Regions from separate parts of the Homo sapiens genome. Here region 2 is linked to region 1. A link is a contact called in ENCODE Hi-C or POLR2A ChIA-PET data. All regions are on one chromosome and are shown on one strand. Each heading gives the region's core, a stretch centred on a gene start or an enhancer-like site at or near the end of the contact. The rest is flanking DNA. Distances are from core to core; before and after follow the strand shown.

Region 1 (3,415 bases), core at 269-2,768:
CAGATAAGATGACTATCCTTGGCATTCTTAGCAATCCAAAGAATTAGTGAAATATAAAGCAGTTTGTCGTGCAGTTAAAAACTGTGGACTCTAGACTGTGAGTGCTAAGGGAGTGAGAGAAATAAAGGTCATTAAGGGGCTTGGCTGGTCAGACCTTTGTGGAAAAGGCATGTCTTCGTGTGGGCCATGATAGATCGGTAAGATTTGAGAAGGGAAGAAGACAGTCCATAAGGGAGTGGAGACAGTTTGAGCAAAGGCACAAAGGAAGAGTATCCTTGGACAGGTTTATTATGCCCTGTATACCTTGGCCACAGAGAATGGTCTGCATGATCCTTAACACATGTCTTTAAGGAAGCCCTTTGGATGGAATGTCTCAACTGTAGTCATGGTCATTTGCTTTAGTGTTGGGAGGGTCCTGAGAGAGGCCCAAATCCAGTGATTCTTAACTGGTTGCTGTTGTGGTTTTTTTAGTACACAAAATGGACAATGTTGACATGCTGAACACATCAGCCCCCACAGCCAACCCCCCAACTCTGCTCCATTCCTGCCACTCAAGGGAAGAGATGAACATGCAAGCAATAATATCACACAGAGATCTTGAACCCTCGCCTCACATACAATAAAATGTACCTTGTTTGCAAACCTCAGTGCTTAAGCTATTATTAGCACAAGTTACCCGCAATAACCTTCACAAGGCAGGTTTGGACATCATGGTTGAGAGAGAACCAAGGCTAACCTCCACATTTTACAGACAGAGAAATTTGCCCTTTTAGAGTGAGTGAAAATGTGATTTGGGGGCCTTTGTCTTCATACTGAGCCATGTTCGAGTTGTGGTTTCACATCGATGGAGCTGAGTTCCACGTGCTCCGATCTGGTGGCCAGACCTGAAGCCCTCCTCTTTGTTTCCGTAGCAGATGCATGGCTTCCCTTGTGAGTTTTAGCAGGTGCATCTGAGAGGCAGCTCCTCTCCCCACATACGCGTCATGTTGGTGTTCCTCATATGACAGCCCCAGGGCCCCAGCAGGAGCAAATCAGCAAGCCACCTTGGTGGCATGACTTCCCCTCCTGAGAGCATGAGGCCGTTCCCCTGAGCTGCTGGTAGCCTGGTTTGGTGTCACCACAAAGGCCACCTCAACCTTAACAACACAGGAAGCAGCTGGGCAAAATGGCAAACGAAGGGGAAAGTCCTTTAGCCCCCACCAAGATCTTTTTCTCTGTCTACTCAGTCTACTCATAAACAACGAGGAGGATAGGCCTTCTCCAGTGGCCCAAGTCGAGGCTGACTTGATTTCTCGGCTCTGACTGCAGGTCCCCTGTGTGGAGAGAAGCTGTAGGTGATAGGGCCTCTGGTCCCGGAGGACAGGAGCAGGGGACTGAAACAACAAAGACCACCTTGCCAGTCAGTGCTGGGTACCGGCCAGGTGTCTGAACTGCTAACAAGGAGACTTTGGGTGGTTGTCTTCTAAAGCAAATTATTAAATTTTGATCAAAACGATATATACAAATGTTTTAAAAAATCAAATAGTATTGAAAGCCTTATAATGAAAAACAACCATCCAGCACCCACCCTCCCCTAGAGGCTGCCACTTTTAACTCACTGTTTCTTCTAGTAGCTGCCTCCAGATCTCTAAATGATATGCTTACACTGCTGTTTCTCGATTTATCTATTCTGCACGTTGTCTATTTACTTCCTGCTGTGATGGATGGAGATTTCACTTTCTTACACCATCTCCCTCCCTCCCCTGCCCCCGTCTCTCAAGATAGGAAGAGCTCTATTTTAACCTAAATCAGGTTTAAAGTGTCTACATTATTAATATATATAAATGATGATCACAGACAGCCAAGTAAAGTCCTTTGATTATATTTCCTTTCTTAGAGGGCTTTTCATTTCGCTGCAGAATTTTTGTTGCAATACTTGTCTTTTTATTTATCTATTTATTTATTTTGAGATGGAGTTTCACTCTTGTTCCCCAAGCTGGAGTGCAGTGGCGTGATCTCAGCTCACTGCAACCTCTGCCTCCCAGGTTCAAGCGATTCTCCTGCCTCAGCCTCCCGAGTAGCTGGGATTACAGGCGTGTGCTATGACACCTGGGTAATTTTTTAATTTTAGTGGAAATGGGGTTTCACCATGTTGGTCAGGCTGGTCTTGAACTCCTGATCTCAGGTGATCCACCTGCCTCGGCCTCCCAAAGTGCTGGGATTACAGGCACGAGCCACTGTGCCTGGCCCTGTCCTTTTCTTTTAAAGCTCTGTGTCATATGAGTTATTCTATTGCAGTCCCTTGTCTTCTCAGGAAGTGCAGTGTTAACCCTAGCTCCACCCCTAACTAGCCCAGTGACCTTGCACAAGTCCCTTCTCTTTTCTGAGCCTTGGTTTCCTCATCAGTAGAAAGAGAGCTAGGCTCCCTTCTTGTTCTCATTCTAAACCTCAGAACCTATCACCCCACCCACCTCACAGGCAGTAATATTATTACTCCTCAGTTAATATTATCTGAGAAGTCTTTACTCCAGGGTGGGGCAGCCCCAGGACCTGACAGATGGCAGAGAAACCAAAACAGGCAGGGGCAGGGGGAGGGAACAAACAAGCTAGCTGGGCCTGCCCTGTATGGTCTAGTTCACCCCTGCAGTTTAGGGGGCTGCTCTGTGGGGTGGTATGGTTGTATCTATTACTCTTTTCCTCCCCTGCTATCCCCGTTGGTTTTTGCTCTCCACAGCCTCTGCTTGTAGGGGCATCATTTACAGTCCCCAAACTCCCCAAGCTCCTACTCTACCCCCAGCTCTCTTTGTACCCCTTCTGCTTATGTTACACTCAAAGTTTCCCAAAAAGTAGTTATAAAAATACTAACTTTTGGTAGCAGCTTTATTGAAATATAGTTTGCATACTGTACAATTCACTCATTTAAAAAATATAGTTCAGGGCAGGCATGGTGGCTCATGTCTGTAACCCCAGCACTTTGGGAGGTCAAGGTGGGTGGATCACCTGAGGTCAGGAGTTTGAGACCAGCCTGGCCAACATGGCAAAACCCTGTCTCTACTGAAAATACAAAAATTAGCCAGGCATGGTGGCAGGTGCCTGTAATTCCAGCTACTCGGGAGGCTGAGGCAGGAGAATCGTTTGAACCCGGCAGAGGTTGCAGTGAGTGAGATCATGCCATTGCACTCCAGCCTGGGGAACAAGAGTGAAACTCTGTGTAAAAAAAAAAAAAAAAAAAACCGTTCAGTGGTTTTTAATATATTCACAGAGTTGTACAACCCATAATCGTAGTCAGTTTTAGAGCATTTTAGCACCCCAAAAAGAAATCTCATGGCCTTTAGCACCACCACCTATTTCCCCCAACCCCACCCCTTGGCAACCATAGATTTGCCTATTCTGGGCATGTTTAATAAATGGAACAATACAATACGGGGTCTTTAAT
Region 2 (3,415 bases), core at 372-2,871, 210 kb after region 1:
TTAAATCTTCTAACTAGGACACCCATTTGCTTCTAGAGTGACTTTCATTTTTTAAAACTATTTTAAAAATTCAAATATAATACACACAGAAAAAGGCGAACAAATCATAAATATACAACTAGATGAATTATCACAACGTGAATACACTAAGTAATCCCCATGCAGGTCAAACAGTAGATTAACAGCTTCAGAAGCATCTATGGGCCCCTTGCAGGAACTACACCTCTCTCCTGCCTAAAGATATCCCAAAGAGTGATCAATCCTTGTCAACAGAAAATTGCATCATGTCACCACTGTCCTCTTCCTATGGAATACAGACCAAAGTCCTGACCAAGGCTATGTGGCCTGGGCATAGACGGGCTCCTCCTGGCTTTCCAGCCTCATCTCATAGCTCCTTGGGACCCAAGCACACAAACCTTTAAGTTCCTTCAATCCACAGGGCCCTCTCCCATGACAGAGCCTCCCTACTAGTGGGTCCTGGGACCAGGAAAGCTCCTTCATCACTTGCCCTCACAGCCTGGTTAAGTCCTGTTCCTCCTTCATGTCTCAGCTCAAATGTCACCACCTCAGGGAAACCTTCCTGGATTTCCCAGATTAGGTCAAATCCTCGTTACTCTCTTCTGAGCACCCTGAGCCTCTCCTTCACAGCACATATCACTGTTGCAGTGACACATATCCCAGAGTCACTGCCCCAGCAGAATGTGAGCTCCTGGAGGCAAAGCTGCCATCTGCCTTCCTCGTCATTGCCTGGCCCAGAGTGCAGGTGCATAAGCCGGTTTAGAATAGCAGAACTGAAGAAGTGATGAGGTTTCATCTATCACTTCTCCAGGGGGTCCATGTCCCCCAGCTAGGAGGTGGGGAATCTTTGATGGCAGACTGGAGACTGTGAGTGGCCCCAGGGCAGGAGGCTGTCTCACTCAGCTGGATGAGACCTGGGTTCAAGTCCTAGCTCCTCCACTCACAACTGTGCAATGTCGGGCAAGTCCCTTCAATCCTATGAGGCCTGGCAACCTCCAAGAGAAATGAGGGCTGCAGCAACTCCCTTCTTGGAATGGCTGTGAGGAGGCAGGTGGCAGCCCAATGTCATCACAGCAGCCCCCACTCAGAGCAGCTGCCTCCCACTGTTCGCTTGTAGAGAGACACCCACCTGGGACCCGGGGCCCAGGAGAAGCTGTGCTTGGGGGCTGTGTTTTGGGGTGCCTGCCACTGGCTGGGCAGCTTCCTGCACCCGGGACTCCTGCCAGCAGTCCCAGGGGTGCAGGTGCAGGGTATGCACAGCCTCCACCACTTAACAGACAGCTGGGTCCCCGCTGTCCCTGACACTTCCTGACCTACGGCTCAGCACCTAGGGGTGACAGGGGTGAGGCTGGCCCCGTGTTCTCTGAACATGCCTCTAGTGTGGGTTTTTCAGAACAACAGTCTGAGTGGACTGCTCGCCCGACCCACTCCCTCCTCCCTCTGCTGGCACTCCTGTTCTCCTGTAACCCCAAGTCTCTACACGCCTGCTTTCTCCCTTTCTTTCATCTCTCTGTTAGGGACTGAACTGTGCACTCATCATTTAAAAAAAAAAAATCATATGCTGAAGCCCTAACCCTGAGTACCTCAGAATGTGACCATATTTAGAGATAAGGTCTTTAAAGAGGTGATTAGGATAGAATGAGGCCACCTAATCCAATCTGGTGTCCTCATAAGAAGAGGAGAGTTGGACAGGCAGACACCAGGGAGGCAGAAGTGCATAGGAAAGGCCTCGTGAGAACACAGCAAGAGGGCGGCCACCTGCAAGCCACAGAGAGAGGCTTCAGAAATCAACCCTTCCAGCACCTTGACCTTGGACTCTTAGCCTCTAGAACTGTGAGAAAATAAGTGTCTGTTTTGAAGCCACCCAGTGTGCAGTACTCTGCTATAGCACCCTCAGCACACGAGTACACTCTCCACCTCTCTCTCTCCACTCCTCCCCTCTCTTGCTTTTTTCCTTTCCTCTTTCCTTCTCTCTCCCTGTCAATCTTTCCTCTCTTTCTGCATGGATTTTTCCATCCTACCTCTGCCCCACATAAAAGGAAGGGGAGAGCAGCAGTTTCACAGCAGAGAAACAGAATGGATGCCCTCAGCCTTCCCAAACTGTACCACTGCCACACATCCCAAGGACCCTCCAAAGCCTGCAGCCAACCCCAGAGTCCTTAGGGTCAGAGACAGCTTGGGTTCCATGGAGCCCTCTGGATTACACCCAGAGAAAGCAGTCTCAGTTGAGGGGTCACACCCAAAACACACAGGCCAGTTCCAGAAGGCACCCCACCCGGCCGCCACCCAGGAAACACCTGTGTCTGCACTGGGGGATCTCCTGCAGAAGGTGTGGTCAGAGCCATCAGAGCACACACACGCAGTGGGAACAGGCTGCTGGGCAGGCTATGCCTCCAAGAGCACCAGGGCTGGTGGGGGAGAGTCTAGACCCCACTCTCACCTCCCAGAGGCACCTGCCCCTTGGGATGGGCAAGGCATCAGGATACATCCCTAAGACTTTCCAATCAGTAGAAGGTACCAATAGGTACAATTTGGTAGGAAGAGTACTATGATGAGAGAAGTACAGTCCCATCAACCTCAGAATTGAGGAATCAGGATAGACTTCCTGGGAGAAGCGGCATCTAGGAGCAGATCTGAGGATGAGCAGGAGGTGGCCCCACCAAGGAGAGAAGGAGCGTATCAGGCAGAACAAGCAGCATTTACAAAGACCTAGCAGGCAGACGAGCATGGGGGAACTGACAGAAGTTAATATGGGGTGGAAGGTGGGTAGTGGCTTGTCATAAAATAGGCCAACCCGGGAGAAAATGCCACATGGTTTAGGAGCTTCTTAGAGAGTCTATTTCCCCACGTTCGTTGCTCTAACCTGCTGTGCGCCCCCGTATTGACTGAATTGCAGAAAAGGCAGTCAGCTCATGACCCCACAAGTTTCACCTTCCCCACCTTTGCCATTACCCATTGAAAGTGGCCTTAAAAGCAATGTTCCCAGCCCAAGGTTGCTGATTATCCACTTACCTGGGAAACGATGCAATTTGGTGCGGGGGGAATTGGCCGGCTTGGAGGAGGCCTCCTGGACGACTCCGTCCTCTCTATTTGAGACCCGGGCCCTGGGGAGTTCCTAGCAGCCCTGCTCAGGTGAGCTGGCAGTGGTGCAGGTGGGGACCCACCACGCAGATAATCTGGAGGGGGCCGGGGAGGAGGCTGGGAGGGCTTCCGCAGGATTTCCGGAGTGTTGATCACCTGTACGCACAAGTCAAGGAACACCTGAGACAAGAAATCACTCAGGGCTGGCCTTGTGTGTCTCTTTGAGATAAACCAGAGCCCAAAGGGAGAACAGACACACCAATCTATTAAACCCCTGAGGATCCCAGAAGTCAGATGCAACCTTTAAAGTCATTAG

Evidence for each region. Hi-C counts contacts between places; a loop is a spot of excess contacts on that map. ChIA-PET counts read pairs that join two places held with the same protein, here RNA polymerase II (POLR2A). Pooled maps may share reads with other maps.
Region 2: a loop to region 1 is called in a map of OCI-LY7, with 4 times the contacts of the local background. The contact joins two enhancer-like sites. A Hi-C loop is called at or near these places in 2 of 168 maps with a recorded cell type or tissue (OCI-LY7 and Ramos), 4 of 37 single-sample maps with no recorded cell type and 5 of 50 pooled maps. POLR2A ChIA-PET finds 5 or more read pairs at or near these places in 1 of 52 experiments (activated T-cell).

What each region holds. Positions count from the first base shown.
Region 1 is chr5:157,270,938-157,274,352 of GRCh38, forward strand. All of the region lies in intron 1 of CYFIP2 (cytoplasmic FMR1 interacting protein 2), which reads left to right. Among named protein-coding and RNA genes, the nearest start is that of CYFIP2, 6.5 kb to the left of the region's middle. RefSeq lists enhancers at 826-1,015, 1,266-1,475, 2,542-2,681. Within about 2 kb of position 1,519, at least 8 of the 41 ENCODE cell types and tissues checked have a DNase peak (open chromatin) inside an H3K27ac peak, as active enhancers do; they include OCI-LY7, where a contact is called at or near this core.
Region 2 is chr5:157,485,235-157,488,649 of GRCh38, forward strand. ADAM19 (ADAM metallopeptidase domain 19) reads right to left here. Exons shown (of 23, transcript NM_033274.5): 21 at 3,031-3,255. Among named protein-coding and RNA genes, the nearest start is that of NIPAL4, 27 kb to the left of the region's middle. RefSeq lists an enhancer at 1,227-1,727 and a silencer at 1,395-1,484. Within about 2 kb of position 1,622, at least 5 of the 41 ENCODE cell types and tissues checked have a DNase peak (open chromatin) inside an H3K27ac peak, as active enhancers do; they include OCI-LY7, where a contact is called at or near this core.